2 separate regions of the Homo sapiens genome follow, and region 1 is linked to region 2. Evidence: chromatin loops called from intact Hi-C (ENCODE). Cell type or tissue: K562. All regions are shown on one strand. Region 1 overlaps LRRC49 (leucine rich repeat containing 49). Region 2 overlaps THSD4 (thrombospondin type 1 domain containing 4).

Region 1 (2,500 bases), 440 kb before region 2:
ATGTCAAAAGGCTAAGAATCTATTTTAAAACTTCCAAAGAACTAAATAAATTGTAAAAATAAAATAGTAACCAGGTTATAGTAAATGGCAAATACTTATACTGTTGTTTGTAAGCATTCAGTGAAATAAAATGGTGGGGTGACAGTTAAAAATAAAAATAAAAAATAACTCTTTTATAAGTAATGTGATCTTTGTATTTCTCAAAGTACTTTGCAGACTGCCTGCTATGCAAGAGGGGATAAGGAAGTAAAACCTAAATGTCAACTAATAAGGGTATTGTGGTAGAGAAAGGGAAGAATAAAATGGAAAAAAAAGGGGAGGAAGAAGATGACTTACAAAAAGAAGAGATGAAAAGGAGAAATAAGCCAGGAAGAAAGATAAAATAAGAGAAAGTGAAAATAAGAGAAAAAGAAAATAAAATAAGTATAAGTAAATGTCTGGAAAGCTTTGTTAATAGCTGGTAGCAACCACTGTGCCATGACTACATTGGGTAACTCAGGTCTGGAGCTGAATAGCTGGAAAATTATTAGTGAAAAGTTATTTTTAGATTGATTCTGCTAAGCTTGTCACAAGGTAATCCCCCAGCTACTCAAAAGCCATGTTCTTTTAAAATATTAATTTGGAAGGAAAGAGAGAAGCTATGCTTCCACCTCTACTAAATTTAAACACTCCTCCAGAGGAAAAAAAAAACATCTTTAATATGTTGTTAGTCTTATTACAATATCTCTTGAAATTCAGAAGACCTCTTTATTGTAAGATTAACTGTAATCAACTTTCTGGCACAGTAACTGTGTTTCCCTGCAGCTGATACAGTACAGGTAGATACTTAACTCCAAAAATTCAGCATACTATGAGGAGACTGTACATCTCTGGATCAATGTACAAGCAGCTATATGAAATTTGCATCAACCATGGTATTTCTGTAACCTCAGAATCAGCCATCTGCTGAAGATGTTGGGTAAATCTGAATCTTCAGATGACTTTTAATTTCTCCAGCTAGTTCTCAAGAGGGTTGGCTCAGTCTTGTGTACTCATGTATACTATTTGGTACTTCCCCCGAGGTGAGGTTGTGAGTCCCTGGAAGGACCTAATAATTAGTCCTAAAGGTTTTCAAAGTTAGCCCAGACTGGAAATAGAATGGTTATTTTTACTGTGGGTGACTGAGTCTCCCTTAATTGAGGTAACACACCGTTACCTCAGTTAACCCTAAATGGTGTATTTACCCAGATATGGATTATTACTAGAATAATACCCATTATTATCAAACTTTGAATCAGGAAGGAATAGTGTAGTTATATAAAGTGGAGAAGAATTAGAAAGAATTAGAAAGAACCAATATAATTTATTCTGATTTAAATTTCTGAAAATCTCAATGCCAGGGATATTTGACACTTTATTAAAATACCTAAAATATATTCCTGTTTGTTAGGTCCTTGACCTTAGATAGTAATGTTACACTGCATTTTTACTTCTCTGTGTATAAAAAAGAATGATATTGCTTGAGGTAGAATTAAATTGAATTAATAGCATCAAGAAAACATGGAGTAGTGGCCTGCATTGGCCACTAGGTGACTATATTGGACCAAACACTACTTAGTTATTAGCTAAGGAAGAATTTGAAGTCTCCTTAACTGTGAAGATCCAGGGAAGGGAAGAGAGTTAGCCTGCACTGATTCATAGGTATGTTTGTGAATTATTGGTTTGTTTTAAAGAAAATGCCTGTGAAGAGTATTACAGATAGTGTCAGGAACAAATTTTCAAAAGATCCAAAATTTAATTATACCAGGGTTTCTAAACCTTGGCTCTGTTGACATTTTGAGCCAGATAATTCTTTGTTGTGGGGGCTGTCCTCTGCATTGTGACATGTTTAACAGCAACCCTGGTCTCTACCCACTAGATGCCCGTAATGTCCAGAAATAACTAAACATGTCTCCAGACATTGCCAGTTGTTCTGTAGGGGGCAAAATGGCTCTTGGCTGGGATCATTGAATTATATATAGACAAAAAAACAGTATTTAAAATGTAAGCAACCCTATTTTATATTAAAGAAAATATCCCCAGATAGTAATACAGGTACTGCTTTCAGCTTTTAGTACTTTCTTGGTTAATGTAAGAATGGGTCCTCATAGGGTATACTTGTGACAAGTTATTCTTTTTGGGGAGAAAGACTGATAGAATGAACAGGAGCATCCTTGCTAATTCAGTGAAAGTTCCATCTCTCAGGAAGGGACAAAATTATCCCTATAGGAGCAAGGTATGACCAACACCTTGGCTTACCTTTGACACATTATTAAAATGAATCTATCCCATTGATACTTGGGAATTTTTTCCTCTAAATCATTCTAATCCAAGAAGCTATAGGATTTCTGAAAAAAAAAAATACTAAAAATTGAAGGTACCTCAAGTGTAATTCTCAGGAAAGACAGCTTCTAAATCAGAGCTGACTCATCACCTCCAATCAGCTTCCATCATCATGAACCACAATTATACGTCTTCATTT
Region 2 (2,500 bases):
TACTGGCACATAGCTACAGGCATATGTGCTAATATTTGTTGAATATAAAAATAAAAGACAAAACCTGAGTTGTGTCAATTAGCGATGACATTCTCCTTGCCACAGAAACCCTAGAGTGGTTTAACCAAAAGAGATACTGTTTTTCTCATGGAACAACTCCAGAGGAAGAGGTCCTGGGCTAATAAACATGCACTTACAATTCATCACAGGCTTGGGAGCCTTCTAGAGTCTTGTTCTGCTCTCCTTGGCATGTCACTGCATGTTCTCATGAACACATCCTGGCTCTTCCACCTCCTGAGTCCATGTTCCAGGCAAAAAGAAGGACTAAAGGTACAGGTTACTTGTCAATTGAATCTGTGGCTTTTCCTCTGGTAAACAGTAGCTTTCTCGGCAGCTCTGCTTACTTGACTTCTGGTTATATCCCATGAGCCAGGCACAGATCTGGTTTTACGGGACAATGCCAAAACAAACATTGTCAGGGTTCTGTTAGGGTCACAAGAAGATTTACTCTATTTCTTGTTCTGTCTGCCTGCTTGAAACAATAGCAGCCATTAAAAGTTGTTATGTGGAAGTCTTGTATTATATACTAGAAATGGGCCTTGTAAGAATGACTTGTATCATATTGTCCACATCCTCATTGAGAATATTAAGAAGACAATGTTGAGAAGACTGACGCCCAGAGAAATGTCATTTGCCCAAGGCAAAATCAAATATTTTGGTGGCAGAGACTGCTTAGGAAACAACCGGTCCTTATCTCAAGTCTAACTCCCTTAACATTTGGGGGCATTTCATAATTTGATCTTGAGGTAATAGATATTAGATGTATTAACTTCTTTTTCCAGCCTTACATAACAAAGTCTTCAGAAACAGAAACCGTATTTGCGTGGTTTGCTGTAAGTAATGCCTAGTATGGAGTCATGTAATGATTCTTTTAAATTTAAATTTAAATTATTGATTTTTGTGGATACATAGTAGGTATATTATGGGGTACATGAGATGTTTTGATACAGACATGCAACGTGAAGCAAGCACATCATGGAGAATGGGGTATCCATCCCTGAGTCCTGTAATGATCTTAATGCAGTCCTTCCTGCTTTCTCTGCAGGGACTTTTAGGAAGATGTAGGAAGGAATGATTTGTCCACTGTGGCTGCAGTTACCTCCATTAACTCTAGATGGCACTCATGCATTGATTGGGAAACCAGTCACTGATAATATTAACTGCCTGGTAGAAACTGACAAATTCTTCAGTCAGGGTGGTGAAAAGTTAAATATAGGTGGCTCCCAGGCATGGCTGGGTGAATAGATTGGTCAAAGGAGAAGTGGTGAAAACTGGGGACTGGCTGTAAACACATTTCATGAGTACATACAAACCCCCTTGCCTTCTGTTCATTCTCCCTCACAGCAGCCAAAGTGGGCAAACCAGAAAATGGACTGGCCAGCCTTACCAGTGTGCCTGTCTGACCAGCGGGCGACCTGGTCACTGCCCCAGAGGGTCAAGGGAAACCTATTCTCCTTGGCCACATTCCTTGAGATGGTGATCACAGAGGACACTCAGTTGCCACATCAGGACTTTGATATTCAGATGGAAAAGGCTTATATGTTGATTTGAGTTAGTAATTAGGGCTTTTAAACTGCTCTTGTCGACATAAACACATACACTATTATTCAGTACTTCTGGTTTAAAACTCTTGTTCCACTGAACACATTATTTGGGGGTACATTGATACTGTTTCTATGTGGCATTTCAGACACTGGTGAAGAACATGAGCTTTGGAGTCAGACTTGGGTTGCTGTCTGGGTTCCATCACCTACTAACTATTGTGTGGTCTTGGGCAGGTTAATTAACCTCTCTGCGCCTCAGAAAATATGGAGGTGATAATAAAACCTACTTCACAGAGTCATTGTGAAGATGGAGATAATTCTGTGTAGTACTTACAGTGCCTGCTACTCTGTAAGTACTAAAAATACAATCAGCTGTTATTTTTATTACCATGTAATCTAAAGACATGAAAGTCACACAGGACAATGATGATAATCGGTTGTCCCCATCCTGTGTAGACATTTTATAGTCACTTTAGCCTGGGTTGTAAAGTGTTGGGAGCAAAATGAGAAGTAAAATTTAACAGTTCAAGTGAAAATAGCGTTTGAGAAGTAAGTAGATTTAATTGGGAGAAAATTGATTTATACCCAATATGCAGGCCCAACTACTAGAAAATGAAAAGCAGTCATCTTAATACCAATTGTTATCCACCTAGTTCCTTGGGTAGCTTTTACCACAAATTCATGATAGAATTTGTAGACAGGAACAAAAAACTACTTAGGATTAAAAGTAGGAAAAGAAACTACTTCCCATATTAAGGTCCTATGACAATGCAAAGAGGTGGATTGGGACTCTGGCCTAGGGCAGCTGTCCAGGGTGGACACGGATGGCCATAGGAGTTGTGATGTGCAAACGAAGGAACAAGGGAAGGAGGGATTGTGTGGGACAAATATATAAA

What was found. A loop is a pair of places that touch in the nucleus more often than their neighbours do. Peaks named below come from ENCODE experiments on the same cell type or tissue, not always from the same donor. Only the 100,000 strongest peaks of a DNase experiment are listed, where the experiment ranks them.
Region 1: a loop joins it to region 2, with 3 times the contacts of the local background. A loop is called at or near these places in 51 of 110 quality-filtered maps.

What each region holds. Positions count from the first base shown.
Region 1 is chr15:71,010,130-71,012,629 of GRCh38, forward strand. The region is part of intron 13 of LRRC49 (leucine rich repeat containing 49); the gene reads left to right. Among named protein-coding and RNA genes, the nearest start is that of THSD4, 100 kb to the right of the region's middle. In K562, a CTCF peak has its summit at 1,562 (motif pointing right); no DNase peak of the experiment used is centred here.
Region 2 is chr15:71,447,612-71,450,111 of GRCh38, forward strand. The region is part of intron 7 of THSD4 (thrombospondin type 1 domain containing 4); the gene reads left to right. Among named protein-coding and RNA genes, the nearest start is that of THSD4-AS2, 240 kb to the right of the region's middle. In K562, a CTCF peak has its summit at 1,173 (motif pointing right); no DNase peak of the experiment used is centred here.